Regions from separate parts of the Mus musculus genome. Here all the other regions are linked to region 1. A link is a loop called in an ENCODE intact Hi-C map of the cell type or tissue named here. Cell type or tissue: heart. All regions are shown on one strand. Each heading gives the region's core, and the rest is flanking DNA. Links, peaks and the distances in the headings are about the cores only.

Region 1 (8,082 bases), core at 1,123-6,122:
GTGGGATAGTATTTGCCCAGTAAAAGAAAAGAAGTATTGATACGATACAGTTAGGTGGGTCCTGAAAACATTCAGAGAAACAAGATCGTCACAAAAGCCCACAGATGGCCTTCCACTTATGTCATATGTCCCAGATTGCTGTCTCTGAATTCCCAATACCGAGGGACCCATGGATGTGATGTACCAGAGAGGCTACTTAGCAATGAAAAGAGTTTTTTTTTTTGTTTTGTTTTCATTTTTGCTTGTGTTATACCATAAACTGAAGAACAAGACCACATCTGCACTCTCCATTAATAACGCCCTGGGAATACAAGCACAGTGAACTGCCTCATTCTAGCCTGTGGTGGTTTTGACAGGGCAAAAAGCAAGTTACGGCAGCTTTGAGATGATGTATCTGTGCCATCTCCAATGTCACACATTTTTCTTAATTGTCCAAGCATAATTAGACACCTTGGGAGGCAGAAGGGCTCTTATTACACCCCTACACACACACACACACACACACACACACACACACACACACACAGACACAGACACACACACACACACACCACGCCACACAACACACACACATGTGACATACTTGGACTTGACATGTATACATACATGCATTTGAGTTGCATAAGGAGCATTTTATTTCTAGCATGTCACTTTGTAAAGTTGAAGAGATCTGACCTCTTTGACTCAGCTAGTACACGATAGAACTAGATGCCATTGCACGACTGTGGAGCAACTAAACTCTGCAGTCTTCACTTGAGCATTTTTACTGCTAAGAAATGGTCTCTCTTGAAAGATGCACCACATATAAGGCTGTGCAAAGCATGATTATGTTTTGACATCCTCAGAATAGCTAAACCTAAAGACAGAAATCTTCTTACTGATGATTGCGGATGGGGCGTTGGGGCTAGGGGACAGCGGGGGTGTGGGAGTGTGTGTGTAAATGCTTAGTACACACTAGCTTTCCTTCGAAGCAATAAAAGCTTTTGGAACCAGATGGAAGTAAAAAAAAAAAGTTGCACAATGTTGTGAAATACTAAATACCACTGAATTGTATACTTTATGATGGTTGGTTTTTATGTTATGTGACTTTTGCCTAGATTAAAAACAAAAGGGAAGAAAGGGACTTTCCGATTTCCAAGTTCTTGAGAAAGCCCTTTCTCCTGAAGGAATGAGTAAGGTGTGATGTGTCCGTCAGTCAAGTGCTAGGCCATGGGAGAGGATGGAGAAGCACCAGGGCAGAGTATGCCCTGGACCAGAATTCAGCAGAACTGGAGAAAGTGCTGCAGTGGGACTCTCTCAACAGCTTCTTCAGAGTCCTGCTGATTCAAGCAGCACTCTCTGCACACCCTCCAATCCACCCTTAGGTCCTAAATCTCATCGGGAACCATGTCTCATAACCTCTCATTTCCAAAGGAACGTTCATTTCCTGAAGACCCGCAACTTTGTTGTATTTCCCCCAGCCCCAGAAATTTTGTTTAAATAATAAAGCTACACAATAGAAGTATCTGGTCCATGCAATTTATCTTTGCATTAGCTGTGGAAATAGGAAGATGCATTGGCAAGGTCTTTGTCCCTCAACAAGACCAGCTCCAGGCATCTGGACACTGTCACCTCTCTTTGTCATGCTTCTCCTTTTGTACACTGCAGCCATACTGACCCCGTTGCAGACCCTCACGCGTGTTTGGCTTGTCCTGGCGTTTGTTCCAGTCCTCCCTCAGATTTAGGCCACCCTGCTGCAAATCTTTGCTCCATCTCACTGAGGCCTCTCCTGACCACTCTATATAGTAGTAACACACCTTGCTTTTTTTTTCTCTCTCTCCCTACCTTTGCCTCAATTCTCCCTGTCCTGATAAACGGATCGGAGCATTTATAATCTCATAACATAGTATTCTGCACAATCATTACACAAATTCTTGTCCGTCCTGTTATGAGAGATCCAGCTCCAGATTGGTGGTCTTTTTGTATGTTATTAGCATGTTATTAGCATGTTATCCTAGAATAGTGCCTAGCTGTAAAAAGTAAGAACTATTTGATAGATAGTTGTAGAAAGATCAAGAGTCCTAGTGGTTCAACATAAACTGCTGTCTCTCTTTATTGATGAGTATTGAATATATTTCCAAATGAAGCCGGTTTTGCTGCAATTTGTAAAGACTTTGTTGTTGTGCACTCTTGATACCTAAGATGGGATTTGAGCATGCACACCCAGGTTCTGAGGATAACACACTGGCCTCTGGCCTAGAGCTAGACCTTCAATCTTTCCCACCATGTTTTCTGGGAACCAGACTGAGACCCCTTGCAGACGGAGAAGGAAGAGAAGAGATTAGAAAAAGTTCCATTGGCTTTAGCCAACAAACCTTGGCAGTTGTGTGACAAAGAATTCTAAGAGGTTCATGGAACTTTGTTGCTAAATTTTCTCACTCTCTTTCAGTACAGTAGAGCTTGCTTCAGTCTTTAATAGAAGACACCAAGTCACTTGTTTATAGACAAATAAGAGTGTATAGGGGTCACAAGGCAGAGCACAGGGGGACTCCATCAACTCTGTCTGGGTCCTACAACATGAGCATACCTGTCTATCAGCTGACTTCCAGATGTTCTGCACCTGGTCCTGTTATCTGACTGTCACCCAGCAAACACTTCCTTCTCAAGTCCATTCTATTAACTTAAGAGAATGGGCACTTACACTTGATATATTTGTATTATAATATAATATACACGTACCTTTAGTTAGTCTAAAAATGGTGGAGTGCTTGTTCAACTTTTAGTTAAATAGTGAATTAATCTCTAAGTTGGAAATATTTCTTTCCATGGGTGTTGGCATACTGAAGCCTTTCAGGCTGTGACCCGAGACTTTGCACATTTTCATAATTGCTGATTAATTATGCAGCACATGAATATTTCCAGTCTCAAACCTTCTGAAGCATGTCTGGACCTGGGGATATGAATTTTAGAGTGCTGTTCATGAAACCCAGGGACTCATGGGTATGAGACAAGTGCTTCCCCCCCCCTTCCCAAAGCCACATCATCTGCAGGACACATTTCCAAACATCCTCAGGTGGTTTCTATGAACGTTAATCTTAAGAACCAATGTCATACTCTATTACAGTTTATCACATCCTCTCATGGGTGTCTCATTCCTGTGCATTACAGTTATAGGAACAACTGATGGACTGTGACTTTAATTTACAGATATGGATAAAGAACATCCAAGATGTTAAATCTAAAATTATACAGCTAGGCCATAAAAAGGGGTTGACTTAGAATCAGACATTGCCTTATTTTAGATAAAACTCTTGTAATATCTGCTTTGTTTTGCTCTTTTGTTGGCAAGTTGAATATGAGAATTAAACTGTGACATACTTTGGAGAAACTTTCAACCAGGACCTGAGTCAGTGCTGGAGAAACAGTGCCATCTTGTGGCCGTGTGGAACCACAGCCCCGCTTTCCTTCCCATTTGTTTGGAGCCCACTGTTATATTTTATTGACAGATCCTTGGGCCTTTTATTTTATAGCTGAGACCTTTTTTTTTTTTTTTTTTTTTTTTTTTTTTTACATTTAGTAAGAGGGAAAACAAACACAGGGATTTCCATTTTTATCTGTCTTTTAGGAATAAAGGACTAGTAATGCATGGCTTTTAAAATAAATGTAAAGAAATCATTTACCATAGCACATTCAGGATATATTAAGACATATTTTTAAAAATTTTTATTAGATATTTTCTTCATTTACATTTCAAATGCCATCCCAAAAGTACCCTATACCCTCCCCCTCCCTGCTCCCCTACCCACTCACTCCCACTTCTTGGCCCTGGCATTCCCCTGTACTGGAGCATATAAAGTTTGCAAGACCAAGGAACCTCTCTTCCCAATGATGGCCAACTAGGCCATCTTCTGCTATATATGCAGCTAGCGACAAGAGCTCTGGGGGTACTGGTTAGTTCATATTGTTGTTCCACCTATAGGGTTGCAGACCCCTTCAGCTCCTTGGGTACTTTCTCTAGCTCCTCCATTGGGAGCCCTGTGTTCCATGCTATAGATGACTGTGAGCATCCACTTCTGTATTTGCCAGGCACCGGCATAGCATCACTCGAGATAGCTATCTCAGGGTCCTTTCAGCAAAATCTTGCTGGCATATGCACTATTGCCTGCATTTGGTGGCTGATTATGGGATGGACCCCTGGGTAGGGCATTCTCTGGATGGTCCATTCTTTTGTCTTAGATCCAAACTTTGTCTCTGTAACTCCTTCCATGGGTATTTTATTCCCTATTCTAGAGAGGAATGAAGTATCCATGCATTGATCTTCCTTCTTCTTGATTTTCTTGTGTTTTGCAAATTGTATCTTGGGTATTCTAGGTTTCTGGGCTAATATCCACTTATCAGTGAGTGCATATCAAGTGACTTTTTTTGTGATTGGGTTACCTCACTCAGGACACATGCTCCACTATGTTCATAGCAGCCCTATTTATAATAGCCAGAAGCTGGTAAGAACCCAGATGTCCCTCAACAGAGAAATTGATACAGAAAATGTGGTACATTTACATAATGGAGTACTATTCAGCTATTAAAAACAATGAATTTATGAAATTCTTAGGCAAATGGATATATCTGGAGCTGAGACATTTTTATCCTACATTTCATGGATTTACTCATCAAAAACAAGGTAATTAAGTCATGTGATAGTAACCAACAGTCAAGTGATTCATATTTTTTCTCACTTTATTTACTGGGGTGTAGGACCATTTTGTCCACTTGTATGATTCTGGACTTGTGGCTCAGGTAGATCCTTCTACCCTGTAACTGGAGGCATCTTCTAATGAAGCTCAAAGTATCAAGGACGTGTCTCCTCTCACTAAAAAATCTTCCCCCTAAAGCAGTATTATATTAGAAACAAAGTTAGAGATTGACCGTTATTTTACTGATGGTGAAGTGTCTAGAATGAAGATCTTGTCTTTCTGACTAGAAAGTAAACAGGTGATATAAAAGCTGAATACATCATATACATCATATTCACACACACACACACACACACACACACACACACACACACACACACACACACAATCAGCATGTCTCCTTGCAGTCACTTGGTTAACTAACATCTTCCCTTCTAACATATTTAATTATCGTGTCTGTGATGCGTGCACATTCGCAGGTGCACATGCACATGTAGCCATTCTTACTTAGGATGTCCCCCTCTATCGCTTTCCACCGCTTTGGTTTGAGAACACATCTTACTCCCACGGTTCTGGTAGACTAGCTGGTCAGGAGCTTCTGGCATTACCTGTCTCTGCTTTCCAACAATGGGGTTACAAGGATGTGCCACCATTACAGTGACTGGTTTCTTTTAGGGCTGGGGATGCAAATTCAGGCTGGAAAGCACACGCACCAAATGCTTTACGCTCTGAGCTACCTGCCCTCGCCCCATCCCAGTTTCTACTTTAAAATACAAAGTTGACTATATCTGAAGGAAAACCCTTCTGTCCCAAAAGCTTATAAATATACATAACATCTACATCACAGATCTCCAAGGTGTTTCAGGTGACAGCACAACCTCCGTCAGTATGTTTCCATCTTTGGAGCCTTCCACTGGAGGGTATCTGGAAGGGGTTTGTCATACCCCAACAGAACTACTTCATAGGATCAGCACTTTATATAATACAGCAAATCAGCTCACTACAGTTTATTATCTTCTTTCTGCCTAGAACCAAGGTATTCATCCAAGCACTGAACTGCTAAGAGGTCTAAGTAAGCATTTAAACCAATGAAAATGTATGCTAGCCTTATTTATGATAGCCAGAATCTGGAAAGAACCCAGATGTCCCTGAACAGAGGAAAGGATACAGAAAACGTGATACATTTACACAATGGAGTACTACTCAGCTATTAAAAACAATGAATTTATGAAATTCTTGGACAAATGGATGGATCTGGAGGATATCATCCTTAGTGAGGAAACTCAAACACAAAAGAAGTCATTAGATATGCACTCACTGATAAATGGATTTTAGCTCAGAAACTTAGAATACCCAAGATACAATTTGCAAAACATAAGAAAATCAAGAAGAGGGAAGACCAACGTGTGGATATTTATTCCCCCTTAGAATAGGGAACAAAATACCCATGAAAGGAGTTACAGAGACAAAGTTTGGAGCTAAGACAAAAAGATGGACTATCCAGAGACTACCCAACCTGGGGATCCATCCCATAATCAGCCACCAAACCCTGACACTATTGCATATGCCAGTAAGATTTTGCTGAAGATACCCCGATATAGCTGTCTCATATGAGGCTATGCAAGTACCTGGCAAACACAGAAGTGGATGCTAACAGTCATCTATAGGATGGAACACAAAGTCCCCAATGGAGAAGCTAGAGAAAGCACCCAAGGAGCTGAAGGGGTCTGCAACCCTATAGGTGGAACAACAATATGAAATAACCAGTACCCCCAGAGCTCGTGTCTCTAGCTGCATATGTAGCAGAAGATGGCCTAGTCGACCATCACTGGGAAGAGAGACCCCTTGGTCTTGCAAACTTTATATGCCCCAGTACAGGGGAACACCAGGGTCAAGAAATGAGAGTGGGTGGGTAGGGAAGCAGGGTGGGGGGAGGGTATAGGGAACTTCAGGATAGCATTTGAAATGAAAATAAAGAAAATATCTAATTAAAAAAAAAAGAAAAGAAAAATGTATGCTAGCTTATAAGTGTGACACATGACCTCACACAAATTTCTGTCTGTGTGATCTATTCTCAGATCACTGGAAACAGAAAGACAAGCCAGAGGTATGACAGAGTTAAAGCCTTAGTCAAATCCCTTTGCTAACAAACTATCAGAGTTGGTGCCAAAGGACAGCTTAAACTAAGTTCCATCTAAACACCGCATGGCATAAGAAAGTTGGACCAATATGGGAGCCAAACTTCCTTCTTCTGGTGCACAAATCTATTTGAACCCGGAAATTATTGAAAGATATAAGTCCCAACATACTAAGAAATCCTGGCTCAGAACAGGAGTCTCTGGAGGAGTTGGTAAATAAATAATAAATAATAAATAATAAATCTTCTATGCATGAAGTTAGTACACATAAATACAAGACTTGTCATTCAGATCTACAATTCAAATTCAAAAATACACCAAGAAGGTCACATGAGTATGGCTAGTGATGTGGCTCAACAGGTAACCTTAGTACAAATTCCTAGAACTCCTGTAAAAGGCAGTTATGGCACATATGTATCTGTAAGCTTGGTAATGGGAAGTAGGCAGAGATGGTGGACTGGCTGCCAGTCTAGGTCCAGGCTCAGTAAGAGTCTGTCTCAACAGAATAAGGTGGAGGATGCTAAATCAGGATACCTCTTATTCTATGGCATCTCAGTACGTGCACATAGACATATACATGTGCACACAAATGTGTATACAGTGCACATGCATAAGTTCTTGGGAGCCATGTGAGGACAGTGAGTTTATGATTGGCAGCATGAGATCACAAGTAAAATTTAATTTTAAAAGTATTTTTAGGAAGGACTCATGAAGAGCTGTAGACTCCTTAAAGTAGGATGATGGAATAAGATTGTGACTGTAGCCTTGGCTGGATTTAAAATCACCTAAGAGACCCACCTCTAGGTAGGCCTGTGGGTATGCTCCAGATAGGCTTAATAGAAGAGGGAAGACCCACACTGAGAGTCTGCACACCATCCCATCCCATGAACCAGGATCCGAGTGTGAATAAAATGGAAATGAAGAAGGCTGGTGGAGCACCAGCCCTCCAAGGTCTCTCCTTCCTGCTACAGACACAGCTTGACCAGTTGCCATGGTCCCCCAGCCCTGGCCTCCTTGTCATGATAGACTGACTGAACATTCAAAGCACAAGGCAAGCCTTCTTCCTTTGGTTGCTTCTTGCCAGATATTTGTTTACAACAAGAAAAGAGACTGATAGACACAGCTTTCCACGTAACCTTAAAATATCCATGAATAGGAAGCAGAAACATATGTATAAGTGAGCATTCACAGATAATTAGAAATGTCACGAACAGTGGACAAAACGATAAAAAATGGGAATGGTTAATTTGAGGAGAGTAATGAAACATCTCCCT
Region 2 (8,082 bases), core at 2,098-7,097, 330 kb before region 1:
TTACAGTGCTATTATCAGGCTAAAGACGCCATTCCTGACCCCTTTTCTTCAACATTGTGAACTCTACAGTGTTATGAAGTGATCTAATATGTTGAGAGAGTGTACTGGCTGGTTTTGTGTGTCAACTTGACACAAACTGGAGTTATCACAGAGAAAGGATCCTCCCTTGAGGAAATGCCTCCATGAGATCCAGATCAAGGGCGAGGGCCCAGCCCATTGTAGTTAGTGCTATTCCTGGGCTGGTAGTCCTGGGTTCTATAAGAGAGCAAGCTGAGCAAGCCAGGGGAAGCAAGCCAGTAAAGAACATCCCTCCATGGCCTCTGCATCAGCTCCTGCTCCCTGACCTGCTTGAGTTCCAGTCCTGACTTCCTTGGTGATGAACAGCAAAGTGGAAGTGTAAGCCGAATAAACCCTTTCCTCCCTAACTTGCTTCTTGGTCATGATGTTTTGTGCAGGAATAGAAACCCTGACTAAGACAAATCGGTAGCAGCATAGTTGGGTATTCCTGTGACAACCTGATCATGTTTTGGGGAGGACTGTGGAAGGACTTTGGAACTTTGGGCTAGAAGATCCATTTGTTCTTAAGAGCTCTGTGGGAGTTCCTGTAGGAGCTCGGAAGATAATGTTGAAAACCATGCAGAAGATGGAGGCCTGGTTTGTGAAATTTCAGAGGGATGATTAAAGACTCTTGTTAGGGCAATTGCTGTTTTGATTTCGAAGATTCTGTGGTTTTGGTTACCCGGGGCTGAAGAATCAGCTGTGATTAACAAATTAGCAGAACTACTACAGCGAAATCTTTGCATTACTGGGACTATTGATAATAGTTTTTGCTTCATCTTATTGTATTTTATTTAGTCATGTTTGGTTGTTATCTCTTAGAAGCCTGTTCTTAAATCCTATAATCAGGATTTGTTGTGTGAGTAAAGGAGTATTTTCAGTAAAGAAGGAGAAAGAAATAAAGTCATTTCCTTCTTTTCATTGTTTTCTCTCCTTCTTTCTACTAATATTTCTTTCCCCCTCCCCCACCTTCCTGTAAAACAAGGATTATCTAATATTAATATGTAGGTTCTTTCCATTCCTGAGATAGTCTCAGTAAAGCAGGCTTATACATAAAAGGTTTGTGAATGGTTTTAGTTTTTTTTGTTTGTTTGTTTTAATGATTTTAGCCTTTTTTTGTTGTTATTGTTTTTATATTTCTTGCTGATTTGGATTGCTGGAGTCAGTGTGCTACACCAATGGGAACACGTGTGAGGAAAGGTGGAGCCGTGCTTGAACTAAGTGACTATTTATTTAATCAGACTGGAGTCCAGAGCCACTTCTCCAGCGCCCACGTTTAGAGGCTGCAGTTAAACCTCTGTGGGATGCTAAGGGGTGGATGGTCCTAGCCACATCCAGTCTCCTCCATGTTGTGCTGCCTAGCTGGATGTCAGCTTAACAAAAGCTGGAGTCATCAGAGAGGAAGGAATCTCAATTGAGAAAAATGCCTCCCTAGTATTCAACTGTAACAAATTTTCTTAATTACTGCTTTTTCTTAATTATTACTTGAGGGGGTCTCCCATTGTGGGTGGGGCCATCCCTATGCTGATGGTCCTGAGTTCTATAAAAAACAGGCTGAGCAAAGCCTTCAGGGGGCAAGCCAGTAAGCAGCACACTTCCATGGCCTCTGTATCAGCTCCTGCCTCCAGGTTCCTGGTCTCCCTCCGTGAGTTCCTACCCTCGCTGGTGTTGGTGATGAACTCTTATATGGAACTGTAAATGAGATAAACCCTTGTCCCTGCAGTTATTTTGGCCATGATGCTTCCTCACAGCGATAGTAACCCTAACTAAAACACATGTTAGAGCCTTCCATTTTCTTCTGTCACTCCTTTCCTCCCTTCCCTCCCTCTTCCAGATTCCTGCGTTCACTTTCCCCTTCTCCATCCTGACTAATATGAATTACATGTACTTATATTCAACACGATGCATTGAAACATGCGTGTACCGTGGAATGGCTATATTGAGGCTTCCCTTTGGTGTCTTATGTTGGTCTCTACATTAGGTGAGGGTCTTATGCTGGCTGGGGATCAGATGGAGCATGCTTCCTTCTTCATAAGGCCAAAAGATGGGGTACCCTGGCTACTAACCACTTAGTGACTCTTCGGACTTCCAAAGAAGGTGGCCTCCTTTAAGGGTGTGTGTGGGGGGAGCAGGGAAAAAGGGGGGTTACTGTAAATCTCTGAATCCCAATGTCCAAATCTTGGAAGGAGAAAACTGACTACCTAACACTGTGTTCTGATTATCTCACATGCTCTGTCACACTGTGACAGCACACACACACACACACACACACACACCGCACAAACACACAAACACACCACGCATACACAAGATACACATTCATAATAATATTAATAAGAAAATTTAAAAGTACTCCACGCAATTAACAATACTTGCTGTGGAGGTTGCATGCAGAGACATTATTTGTTACATAAAGGCATTTTAAAAGAGTCATATCAAAATAGCAACAAGGTGCAGTTGCTTCACATTTGTTTCAGTATGGAGGCTTTGTTCTCTGTCTTAGTCTGTAATCCAGAATCTTCTGAACAGACTTCCATAGGAATCAGTGTTGGGGGAGGGGGGAGGGGGGAGGGGGGAGGGGGGGGATGCTCTACAACCAAAGCAGTTGCTGTTCCCAGCCCCATCCCCTGGGAATTGTCCAATTCATGACCCCATAACCAATCACAGCACTGGGAGTCCTCACATGAAAGGTTAGGGAACACTCTCAGACCCCTAGCTTGCTTCTCTAGCCACTCTCTATCTCCTGTGGATAATGAGAACGTGTGTAGCACATCACATCTATAGAAACACTGGTAGTTGTAACTACAAAATAATGATGCCTTTGTCCCAGAATGAAATATAAATCCGTTTCCTACAGAAACAAGAGAGAAATGGACCTCACAGAGATTTAGGTGATGTTGTCCTTTTTGCTAATAAGAAGCACGCTGGCATTGTCTTTGGGGAGAGTCCTCAGTGGAAGCCAACCTACTTTACACCCCACATTGCATATAAATACAACATACTGGTCTCGTTAGCTTTTTGGTTAACGTAACACAAGCTAGAGTCATTTGAGAAGAGAGAATTATGATTGAGAAGAAAGCTCCACTGAATTGGTCCATGGAACAATTTTGGGATCAACAACTGATTGTCTTGGATGGGAAGGCTCTGCCCCCCCCCCCCCCCCCGTGGGTGTGGTCAACCCTGGGCAAAGGATCCAGGGTTGTGTGAGAAAGAAGATAAGCAAGCCTCGTGGACTGAGCAAGCCAGTAAGCAGTGTTTCTCCATGTCCTCTGCATCAGGTTCTGCCTCCAGGTTCAGGCCTTGAGTTCCTCCCTGACTGCCAGGGATTAATAGTGAACCAGGAAGCTAGATGAAACGAGTTCGTTCCTCCCCAAGCAGCATTTGATAATGGTGTTTATTTCAGCAATAGAAGGCAAACTAGGAGACACAAAGATGCACGTGCATATGTATAATTAATGCTAGATTCCACTTGTGAGAGAAACCATGTAATATTTTGTCTTCAGTCTCATTACTCTCTCCTGTTCCTTTCTTTGGAACTCTTTCTCATAGTCCTCCTTCTATTTACATTTACAAGTAACATATGCGTGCACATATATAAATGTACATATGTACCCCTGCCCTGAGACTCAGAGTTCGGTGGCTCCAGTCCTTGCTAGTAAACCGAACAGCGCAGCAATACTAAGGCGCATGAGCACATTCCTTAGCAAGGACTCAGCCTGTCAAGGGCGGGTCCATGTGCGCATGCTCGCATGCTCTCCACTTGTGTTATGTTGTGTTCTGGCCAGAACCCCTCAGTCACGGCCAAACAAAATTAATGACGCAGGTAGGATTTCCAGAAACAGAGCTTCAGAGTGAGCCCTCGCTGTCAGCAATTGTCTGCCAAGAGATGGAGGTAAGTCAGAGTTTCTGAACCTTGGCGCTTCTGACTTGTGGACTTGATGGATCTTATTGTGGGAAGCTGTTTGTATAGCGTAGAATACTTAGGCTGCATCTTTGTGTATAGCCTCTAGGTGTCAGTAGTACGTCACAATTGCGACAACCAAAAATCCACTGGACTTGATAAGGCCCTCCAGGGCATCAATTGAGAATCATGACTGTAAATACCTTCAGTTATTTTCCTAATTGAAAATATGAATATGCACAATACAAGCAAGAGATATGAGACAGGGTCCAGATGGGAGAAAATTTCTGAATTCATCAAATCGTAAATGGGGCTTGTTTTAAGATTCCAAAACACGTAAAGAATTTGAGGTATGCCAAGGAAGAAATAGTCCCTTCAGTAGGGGACTGCCTGGTGGAAGGTTATTACCACTTTCAGTCTGAAAGAGGACAAGATACATATGTAGCTGTGTCCACGGGCAACTGCTGGGTGCTACGCTTTGGATAGAGTGTGAAGAACACCCTATTAAAGCCTGGCCCCTACAGTGGTGATGTTAAAAGGTGGTGGGACCTTTTAAAGGTGAGGTGTAGTGAGAGGTTGAGGCAGACCATACCTGTTCTCTGGCTTCCCGTCTACCATAAGCCAGTTGTCCACGCTGTGATGTTTTCGGATTTTACATCCCAGACCACGAACTGAAGACATATTTTTTTTAAATGTTACCATGCTCACGTGTGTTATATAGTAGCAGAATAGACTGATCTACTAGACAATCCAGGTTGGAGCAGACTCTCAGGTGGATATTGCTAATTTCCAATGCGATTTGAGCTCTCGCTGAATCGTAAGATGTTTAGGAGATGTGTGTATCCATGGTAGGAGCTGTAGATTGGCCTGATTTAGGTGTTAATATAGTTAAAGGCACAGATGGAATTCTGCTAATTATGTACATGGCAGTAACTTGTCCCTGAAATTCACTGGCCAATCTGATGAGAAATGTCTGCTCTGTCAGCAGATGGTCCTGAATGGGAGGACATTCATGTTGTCAATGCAAGAGTATATTCTGCCCCAGGGCTGGCTTCTTGCTTTTCTCTGCAAATGTCCAGAGTGCACCACACCATACCATTCCTGATGTCTGGGGAGAAAGGACAGAAATCTCTTCCACTGTTGGCCTGGGCAGGGCAGAGTGGTGGTGTGAGGTTAGCAACAAGACAGTAAAAGCCTTTGCTTCCTGGAGGTCCCCAAGCCCCTCCGAGTCACACAGAGTGCTCCAGAGAGTCCTTTTGCATCGGTGGCATTTTCTTTCAGGAATTTTGCATCTGTCCATGATCCTTGACTGAATCAGATTGCTATCCCCAAGTGCCTTAAATAATGCTTCAGATAATACACGGTAAAATGAGAAACTTGTGAGAACAATTTGACAGCGAATTAAACGTCAGCCATGTTACAGAGAAAGCAGACCCTGGGTAATATACCTGTTTGTCTGTTACTTTCACTGAATTCTAAGCCATGTGAGATTTAACAAAAACAAAACAAAACAAAACAAAACAAAACAAAACAAAACAAATCTACCTCTTTGACTTGCGTTTTAGATGTCTAGCACTAAATTGTCGGTTGATCAAATGAATCATTTAAAATGCTAATATATGTCAGGCCAATGTTTTGACACATCTACTCAAAGCTTTTTCTCCTGGATGGCGTTCACTCAGAGGTACTGTCTTTTCCACTCCACCTCTCCACACATAGTCACTAAGACTCATATTTCCTATTCACTGTTTTTAGAATACAGTTAATACTGAGTAACTGTTGAAAAGTTAAAGCATTGTAGTGGATTATGTGCTGTGTTTCTAAAAGCAGAAAATAGAGCAGATTATGAGAATATGTAAACCTAGATGCAGATAAAATGTGAAGGTAGCTGGTATTTTAGGAGTGGGGGGCCAGGCTGCTTACTTTCCCAGAGTCAGTCATCAGCCTTCAGCCTTGCCATAAGACTTCAAGACTGTAGACAAACCCAAGGAGACTGAGGCCTTCCAGGTCTAATGCATCGCTCCTGTTTCTTCAAAGACAATGTCTCTGAACAACCACTACATTTATTCCTGTTAAATAAAGTATTTTTGGTTTTTTTAGCTTTTTTTTTTAATGTTTGTAAATGATGCCTGGGTGGATCTACTTCAGATTTCTTTGAAAGAAACTTGAATTCTAAATATTGGTCATAGAAGAAATATCATGTTGTGGTAATTGTTTCTCAGGTAGGTTAATGAATGGCGAGTTTGGAAAATATTTCCAGCTTTTTTCTGAAAATTCCCACTTCATTATACATATGTATGTACAAGGTAGTCCTGGTTCTTCCTCTTAAGCCCCATGCTCCCGATACACTCAAAGTATATTTACAATTAACTTGACTGTATAGCCAGGCTCTTTTCGAGTAGCTTATATCTTTAAATAACCTATTTATTCTAACCTACATTCTATCATGTGGCTGCCTACTTGTGCTCAGGCACCAAGTATCACTCTGTAGGTATGGTTCTGATGCTAAGGTCCTGTTCCCCGATTGGTTCTTAATCTTTCAGTAAAGAAGCCATGGGCCAATTGCTGAGCAGAAGGGATAGGCGGGTCTTCCCGGTTCTTGGAGGTAAGCAAGGAGACACAAGGATAGGAGAGTTCACCATGCTTCTGATGGAGAAAAGTTGACCATCCATGTGAGATCTTGAAACCAGTGACCACACAGGCTACTTCTACAGGAGGGTGGACAGGGGAGTTGAGCAGGGACTAGATGTAACTGAGCAACTAAAGTTTAGGGCAGGTGGGAAGTGTGGAACAAAGAATACCGATAAGGACACACTTTTCCAGGCAGGAGATAGTAGTGGCCAATAATTGTGTCAAAGGGCAAGTTGAAATTGACCAACTGTGTGTGAGTCTTTTATCCGTTGATTCAAGGAAAGCTGGTAGCATGGCACATTCCTGGAGCTTAGGCTGGGTAGCAAAAGTTACACACAACGTTATCTCCCCGAAGTGTTATCCCAGAATCCTTTCTGCCTACAGGATGTTCCCTCTCCTATTCCTACCTAAGCTATAGGCCACCAGTGTTACTATTGATAGGTGCCAATACAGATACAAGACATTTCCTCTACATGTATTAGAAGTAGAACAGTGTAAGATGTGGGTTTTGTTAAATTAAAGATGAAACATGGCTAAGCTTAGCTATTCTGTCCATATCCTTTCTATCCTGCCCACTGGATTGTGTATTTGTCGCTTGTTTTGTCTGTGTGGTCCATGCTATAAAAGTTGCTCCTCAGGAAGGAAGCTTCAGGTAAGTTCCAGTTCTGGGTCCTGTGGACTCTGTGTCTGAACTGCATGGTGTCCTCAGCTACAGGGACTTACCTTCCACCTCGGCGATACAAACAAAGGCAATAGCAATACCATATAATCTTCTGGAAGTCTCTTGGACAACCTAGACCAACAACTTTAAAAGGGTCTCTCACACCTGGTGTTGGGGTTTTGGTTACATATTCTTTGGCTCTTGGAGGGAGTATCGTCAGCCCAAAGAGTAAAACTTTATTTAAACTATATATGTATGTTTATCAAAGTACTTACATGTACTATAGGTTGGGGGATGTGAGTACTTAATAGTCTGACTCTTTATTATGATTTTTTTCAAATATCCAGACATTTTATGATTACATTTCTTTTTACATCTGCATAGCATTCCATGGAGTGGATATACTACAGTTCATTAGTCATTGATTAGCTGAAGGGCATTTGGTTTGTTTTCCATTCACTGGCTATTGTGAATAACAAATGATCAGCCCTGAAAACAGATACATACAAGGAACATTATGCGGACTGAGCAGGTTGTATTTTTGTGTTTAGGAATATGAGTGGTGTGTGTGTGTGTGTGCACGCTTGCATATATGCACACAAACATATGCATAAATGTGTCTAACAACAATAAAAGGAGAGGCCATGAATGTGTAAAAAGATCAAAGTGGCAGTTCATGTGACATTTTGAAAGGAGGGAAGGAAAGGGGAGTGTCTTAGGGTTTTACTACAAACACCATGACCAAGGCAACTCTTATAAGGACTACATTTTATTGGAACTGGCTTATAGGTTCAGAGGTTCAGTTCATTATCATCAAGGCAAAGCGTGGCAG
Region 3 (8,082 bases), core at 1,454-6,453, 56 kb before region 1:
CCAATCTCTGTAGTCCCAAAGTATTAACATGGAATCTTCTGGAAATTGTAGGCGTGTAAGCTCAGAATTTAGTAGGTAGAGACAGGGAAAGTGAAAATGTGAGCTATATAGTGTACCTTGTGGAAACCAAAAGTCCCCAGAAAAAAAATTAAAATACTATAAATATTTTGTATGTACCTAGAAATATTTGAAAAATACTCCCTCGGGGGAAAAAGTAACACATTAGAGCAAAATGTCAGATACCAGACAGTGCTTATAGCTTTCTTAGAAAGTAAAGTATGGGAAGTTACAGGTAGAATACAAGATAAATATACTTAAGATAATTAAATCGAAGTCAAAAGTATTAAATCTTTGAGAAATACACAAGCCATTTGGAAAATGATAAAATTCCTATGAATAATATTTTGTAAATATCAATATGAAATGAGAGTTCAATGGGAATGGGCACTATCATCAGTAAGTATGACAATATATAAAAATAGATTTAGAAACAAGCAAAACCCCAACAAGATGGTGGATATCATCAAACTATATTGCATGAAAAATTCAAATAAAAAATAAATTTTCTCCATTACCTAAAAATGACTGCTTTGTTACCACATTTGTATAACAATTTAGCTGCTATACCCATATAACTTTTGAGAATTTTTTATATTTATGAAAAATATGTGGATGTTATCTAGTCTTCAGCACAGCAAACTGTGAAATATTCTGTCATCTTTCACATATTTCCCAAAATAGTTTCCATTTTAATGTGTAAAGAAGTGTATTTTTACATTTTTTTTAAGTTTATTTTTCCCCAGCTTCTACTTCTAGGATTTTAACAATTGATATTCTATCTTTTGGGAATAGAACCCGAATCTAGTACCCTGAAAGCAAGGCAGTTGAAAAAAAAGATTTGAAAGTGTCTGTCAAGTGAAATTGACCCTGCAGGGTTAGTCTCAGCAAAGTTACAGAGAAAATTCTTATTTTCTAGAACTTTCCTGAGTTGGTAATAGCTCTTGCTCACTTTGTTTATCTTTATTCCACTGTGTTTTTTATCAAGTCAGGCCAGTTTCGAGGTCCTGCATAAGAATGAGATTGAGGAGAGATGTCTCTAGTCCTCAAGCCAGTGTCTCCTCTATTGCTGGTTTTTCCCACAACAGTGTGGGAGGCTAAGTCTCCTGACGCTCTCAGGTCAGATGGAGACAGATGAAAATCAGTTCTAAGGAGGGGGGCTGCAGATACATGCAGGCTCTCCTTATGAAGGCAGGACTTTCTCATTGCACCAGAGTCAACGACTTTTCCCGGTTATATTACACTCACTCCACTGAGAACAGGAAAGGAGAGCATTACACAGCTTCTTGACAGTTGTGACAAGGAACAGACGAAAATATCTGAAAGAAATTTAATCTCTTCAGAAAACAGGAAAAAGACCCATATAAGGAAAACTCTACAAAGCAAGACAATGTGGGCCAATTTGGAGGCTTCCCGGGCTGCTACTGTGTAGGCTGAGATCTGCGTATACGTGCACAGTTCCTGGGGTGTGTCTCCCTTATCTTTCTGCACTTTCAAAAACTTGGCTCCCAACTTATTCCACCATGGGTTTTAACACAGCAGACGGAGGAGTTTTGAACATGACTTAGGGCCATTAAGCGTCATTTTCCAAATGTTGATGGAATTAGGAATCAATGACTCATAGGACAGAGATGGGATATCTTTGGTGAAACTAATTTTACAGAATAGTTTCTGGATAACATTGAGAAGAGTCTTTGGGACCAATTTGTCAGTCATGACCCAGCTTGAAAACCTGTCTGGATAATTGAAATCTTGCTTTCTTTGAAATGATGCTTTCATGATCACAAATGGCAGACTTCATAAAACTTTGGTATACAGCAAAGGCATTGTCATTTGAGTTAAGAGGCAGCCTGTTGAATGTAAAAAAATAATCTTCATCAGTTATACATATGACAGAGTTTAATATACAGAATATATAAATAATAAAAACATCAACTGTCAAAAAAACCCACCCAGTTAGATATGGGATATAAAACTAAACAAAGATCTCTAAGTATGAAATACAAATGTCGAGGAACATTTCTTATTTGAACTACTTTGAGACTTTATCTTACTCCATTCAGAATGGCTCAGATTACAGACAAAACAAAGCAAAACAAAACAATAATGATAGGTGTTGGTGTGGATTTTGGAAAATGGAACACTTACTCATTGCTGGTTGGAGTAAAAAGTGATATAACTGCTATGGAAATTCGTGTAAAGGTTCCTCCAAAACAATAATGATAGGTGTTGGTGTGGATTTTGGAAAATGGAACACTTACTCATTGCTGGTTGGAGTAAAAAGTGATATAACCACTATGGAAATCCGTGTAAAGTTTCCTCCAAAACAATAATGATAGGTGTTGGTGTGGATTTTGGAAAATGGAACACTTACTCATTGCTGGTTGGAGTAAAAAGTGATATAACCGCTATGGAAATCCGTGTAAAGGTTCCTCAAAAAGCAAGAATTAAATATACTACACGGTCCAACTATACCATTCTTCAGAATATACCCAGAGGACTCTTTATTATAGAGAAACCTATTAATCCATGTTTATTGCTCCCCTATTCACTATAACTGGAAACTATTCACAAGTAAGTGAAAACAGTTGATAGATGTCTATCAACTAATGAGTGGATAATGAAAATGTGAAATACATTCTATTACACAATAGAATATTATTAAGCTGCTAAGAAAAATGAAGTAAAACAGATAAATATATAGCGATAGAATCACTCACCTGGACTGAGGTAGCTGAGACCCAGAAAGACAACCATCATAGAGTTTCTCTTATTTGTGAATGGTAGCTTTGAGTCAGATATGAATGGCTCATCTGGAATACCCATTGGGGTCTGTAAATTAGTTTAAGGGCCTTGCGTGGAGGCAGGGCATCCAAGGAATGGAAAGTAGAATAAGTGGTATAAAGATTTAAAGGAATAATGCCCCAGGAAGGGCTGAAGTGGAGTGGAATCATTGCAGAAGACAGAAAGAGTGAAAGAGCCAGAACTGGGGGATGGCCACAAGGAAACAGTGTCTTCCAGACGAAGCAGGGCAGCCACATAGCTACACACGGCAGATGCTGATAACATGCACAAGACCTGTGCAAGATCAAGCCAGACTAAACTCCAGGATTTCGAAGAGAGGCAGCATGAAGTCCCACCCCTACTCCCCAGTGGAGACCATATTGGCAATTGTTAGCTACTGGGAGCGGAAGTATTCATTTTAAGTGTTGTCCCTGGTTAAGTTGACTGCACTCCAGAGGAAGGTCATACCACTTGTGGTATTTAAAAACCTCCATGATTTGGGGATTTCCTTGAGATTATGTTTGCCTGATTATGTCTGTATGTCTCTTTAACAAAATCTCCCAGGAGACTCTACCATCAAGGTCACTGAGAGTGGCATTCGATGTAAAAGTCATTTTTATCAGTACAATTCCTCAGGGACCCAGAGGATTCAGAGTAGTCACCAGGCCTGTTCCCTAAAAAAGAAACCTCAGAAATAAAGAGTGGAAAACACATTCCAGGGCTTTGATTCATGAAAGGGTCCCTGGCCCCTTAAGGAAATGCTGAATTTCCTTTCTATGAGCTCATAAATGCTTGTGAATCTAAAAAAAAAAAAAGTCACCATGTCTTTGGGGGAAATTGAGAGAAACGGTGACAGGATTTATTTCCTATTCATTTCAAACATGTGGAAGCCCTGTGTCAGCATAGGACAAAAAGCCATGAGGCTTTAGACATCTCCATGAGTGCCTGGTTAACAAACTCGATGGAGCTTAACTTGGAGTTGAGTTTTCAAAACCCACCAAAGGCCAAGAAGATCTCAGGTAATAACTGATTGATCTTTTAGAAGTGTGGTGGTAATGTGTAAAAGAAGGAGTTTTGAGCTGCCACATCTCAGACAATATGACTCCACTATTGATACTACTTCAGGAGTGCATATGCATCGTGACAGCCAAAGGGTTGGCCCAGAGCAGTTGTGTGGCCCATGATAGCCTGACAGGGCACTGCTGAGCTTTTGGATAGGTAACTTGCTATGGCAATGACCAAACTGAAGGGCCATTCAGCCTGCAATCACTTACTGTTCTGGGCAAGCAATAAAGCCTTTGTTCACCCACTGTACAAACAATGGCTCCCAAAGAAAAAGCACCAGGTCTCTACCAGAGTTTTATTTTTCCCCAGAGAAAAATCACTGGTGAGAATCACATGTGTGTGCAGAAGGGAAAAGTCACCTTACCCTTGAAGAGCCCAAAACTCAGGGTCCCCATCTCTTTAAGGGCGTAGAGGCAGAGTCTAAATGAGGGAAGGACTCTGGAAGAGAGAAAGTCCTGAGTCAAAAAAGAAGAACTTGTTTGCCAAGACCACAAAGACAGCAGTCTCTGCAGGAGCTCCCTCAGCTAAGCAACCCAGGAAGGAAGAGTGGAGAAGGGCACGTGAGCTGTGTGGCCTGAAGATGGAGAGTCCTGCCTGAGTCCTGGACTGCTGCTTCCTCATAAAAGACAACACTCAACTGTTCTCCATGTTAGTGGTGGAGGCAGCTTCTCTCACAAGGTCTGATGGTCAAAGTCCTTCAATTACCTGTGGTTAGGCCTGAAAGATCATATGCAGGGTTTTTGCCTGGAGCCAGACTTGCCAAATATTGCACAGTTTTGATTAGAACTCAAAGTCATTAGCCTCAATAGACAGTAGGGATGTGGCACAAACAGGACAAGAGTTGATGCTCCTGGTGTAGAATAAGAGGCATGTGACTTTGTGTGTGAGTAGGAACACTGTCCATGGACCTCCTGAGGAAAAAAGATAAGAAATTCACATTCACTTACACCTCCATGTACAAAGCATTTCTTACAGCACTAGAGCCATTCTTGGATGAGAGTATAGCCAATTGCTTTGAACCATGATCTTTGGCTTTGTCTGCCATTATACTATTTACTGAATATTAGATTAAACACCGATGTAGAACTGCTATCAATCATTCATTCCAAACCTTGGTTAGAATTGGAGGTTTGCAAAATAAGAAAAAAATCATAGTCTTTTTGTTTGTTTGTTTGTTTGTTTGTTTGTTTGTTATGATTCTTAGTCTTAAAGAGAGCTATTTTGGTTTGTAGCTAACTTGTGTTCCAAACTTGTCAAGGGCATACCTAAGTGGAGAGAGGGAAAGGAAGAGGGAGAAAGAGAGGGAGAGGATGAGGGAATGGGAGAGAAAGAAATGGAGAGGAGGAGGAGAGGAGGAGAGAGAGAGAGAGAGAGAGAGAGAGAGAGAGAGAGAGAGAGAGAGAGAAGAGAGAGGGAGAGAAGGGTAGGGGAAGGAGGAGGGGGAGAGGAAGGGGAGGGGGAGGGAGAGACAGACGGACTTTGAGGGCACAGTGAAGTTGACAGCACTGGGTAATTGGAATCTCTTAGCTCTGTTAGGATTTTATGGAGCAGTGGTTACATACACAGTTTAATTTTGTAAATGACCCTAGAAAGCAAGCGAGATGAAAGCAGGACATGGAAGGAAGAGTCAGTCAAGAGCTTGTTAACCAGCAAGTGACTGCTTATGGCTACATGGGATTCCCTGCTACCGGGGAACCTCTGAGAAATCATACAGAACAAAATCCCATTTGTCTTCAGAGGGAAAAGGAATCTCGGTTTTTGGTTTTTTGTTTGTTTGTTTGTTTTTTGAATAATTGTTGAGACTATACTACCTGATATTTGGCAACTACAAGGTTACTGACTGTGCCTGGATAGAGAACTGATGTGGGAACTATGTACAAGTGTCCCTCATAAGAAGCAATGAACAAATGCATCTGCTGGCTGAAGTTGGCCTTGGAGATGAAGAAACAAAGTCAGGTACCCTACAATTGAGAATTCTGAGCCCCACTTAGCAATTATGAAAACCCAGCAATGTTTCACCAGTTACTGGCACTATGCAGCTACTGTGACTTGGATGCTACGTCGCCTAACACACATCCATCCACATGGGTGGATGGGATGATTTTTATGCAATTGTCAAGTCTTCCACAAAGAAACATAACACTACATGTTTCGAACTTTAATTTAAATCAGCTAGATCCACTAGGAACGTGACAAGATCAAGGCTCCACTTTACATCTTCCCACCGCAATCCTCAAGAATGAAACTTATTCCTGTCTTTCCTTGAGAATCACTTCCATATGATTAGAAGTTGCAATTACGAACACACCGCCGCTATGGCAACCTGAGCAAGACCTGCCCCAAAATAAAAGACGTGAAAATAGGAAGGGAAACAATTGGAAAGAAGATAAGGAAGTGAGGGGGATAGAAAAGGGTAAGGGAAACATGAATATATTAGAATATACTGCATATATGTGTGAATCTGGAAAAAAGTAAAAACATAATTAACTGAAAAATAGAACTAAAGGAAAAAAATCCAGAAAAGATGAAACAATGTTACGTGATAAGGACCAAAGAGGACAGACAGGGTTAGGTCTGTCCAAGTGCAGTGCTGTAGCTCAAGTAGGAGTCCACTCCTCAGGTTAGAGCATCCAACAGACAGGGCCCCACAGAGAAATGATAAAGGACCCACTTCTAAATAGCGTCTTCCCCAAATCAAGATCTTAAATCTTAACATTTTCTTTCCCACAAGTTGAGAGGCAAAAGGAGCAGCTCATTGTCCAGAAGACAGTAGCCTCCAGTTTGGCTAGTGTGGCAGTGCGAGGAATCCCTTAAAAGAAAGGCGAAGTGCTCTGTGTGGTGGCTATATCCCACTGTTTCAGGTGTAAGAAAGAATAAGCGTCTTGGAGCATATTTTATATGAATAAAGACCTACTTTATGCCATGCAAACAGAATGTTCATGAAATGCTACAGATGGGTGGAGTGACAAGCTTCTGCATGAATGAACACGTGGGAAAGGCCACCACTACCATCCTTCGCAGATGGAAGAGTTTCTGACAGAGCCTCAGCATGAAGGAAACAGGAAATGAAGAATTTCCAACTTCTGTTAGGACACATTGAAACTTACTATGCTACCACTGACGTCATACCTTACCTTGGCTGGTGCTCCAAAAGACTCCTGAGATTTTTAAATTTTATTGTAATTTTTAGTTTATTTTTTACACTCCATATTCCATTCCCCGCCCCTCGTCCACCCTCCAACTGTTCCACATCCCACACCTCCTACCCACCCTACCCTGTCTCCATGTGGATGCCCCAACCCAACCTGACCTCTAAACTCCCTGGGGCTTCCAGTCTCTTGAGGGTTAGGTGCATCATCTCTGAATGAACACAGACCCGACAGTCTTCTACTGTATGTGTGTTGGGGGCCTCATATCAGCTGGTGTATGCTGTCTGTTTGGTGGTCCAGTGTTTGAGAGATCTCAGGGGTCCTGATTAATTGAGACTACAGGATCGCCCTTCTCCTCAGCTTCTTTCAGCCTTCCCAGAGTTTTAACTGACTAATTGTTTGAGGGATGAATGCACATATTGGAACTGCATGTCCTCAGAGTCCTCCCACTGATGGCTGATGTTCTCCCTCCTAAGCATGTACCATGTTTGAAAAGACTATCAAGCTTGCTTGAGCTAAAACAAGAATTATGCAAGAAGGAAACGTATAGAGGAATCTCAAGGTTCTTCCTCCTTAGATAATTCACGACATTTCCACCCCCATGGGAGGAAAATTGGGAGCATCAACATACAGAAAACAAGTAAACCAGCAAGCATTGTTGGGATCAGTTTCTGTGTGTCCTTTCCAGAGCAGGCTGAGGCTTAGCATGTGGATCTGTGCAGATGGCAAAGGAATCATGAGCTGCATAAACTGTGTTTAGGCATCTGAGCTCCTCCTTAGAGAAGCATGTCTAAATGATCTGCATTAGGTCGGGAAATCATTTTATTCCATTCTTCACAATTAGATGAAAGGTCACATATTCTGGATTAAGTCTCAATATGCTTAGTACAGAGGAAGTTAGTACTGAGAAACAGTAGTTCTGCTTTTTTTATGACCCAGTTTTCCTGGAATTGAATTATAGAATGTTCTGTAACATTAGAACTAAATATCCAATGAACTGTAATGATGGGTAAACCCAAGCAAATGG

Evidence for each region. Hi-C counts contacts between places; a loop is a spot of excess contacts. Peaks named below come from ENCODE experiments on the same cell type or tissue, not always from the same donor. Only the 100,000 strongest peaks of a DNase experiment are listed, where the experiment ranks them.
Region 2: a loop joins it to region 1, with 8 times the contacts of the local background. A loop is called at or near these places in 21 of 42 quality-filtered maps.
Region 3: it touches region 1 in a loop (2.1-fold over the local background); 4 of 42 quality-filtered maps call a loop at or near these places.

Annotation. Positions count from the first base shown.
Region 1 is chr19:34,329,823-34,337,904 of GRCm38, reverse strand. No RefSeq gene overlaps it. Among named protein-coding and RNA genes, the nearest start is that of Fas, 43 kb to the right of the region's middle. In heart, for the core only: a CTCF peak has its summit at 3,415 (motif pointing left); a DNase peak (open chromatin) is centred at 3,404; H3K27me3 peaks cover 317 bases.
Region 2 is chr19:34,658,137-34,666,218 of GRCm38, reverse strand. It overlaps a transcript of Ifit1bl1 not described here. Among named protein-coding and RNA genes, the nearest start is that of Ifit1, 21 kb to the right of the region's middle. In heart, for the core only: a CTCF peak has its summit at 4,061 (motif pointing right); a DNase peak (open chromatin) is centred at 3,848; H3K4me3 peaks cover 667 bases; H3K27ac peaks cover 909 bases.
Region 3 is chr19:34,386,506-34,394,587 of GRCm38, reverse strand. No RefSeq gene overlaps it. Among named protein-coding and RNA genes, the nearest start is that of Ch25h, 85 kb to the left of the region's middle. In heart, for the core only: no CTCF peak of the experiment used is centred there; a DNase peak (open chromatin) is centred at 4,457.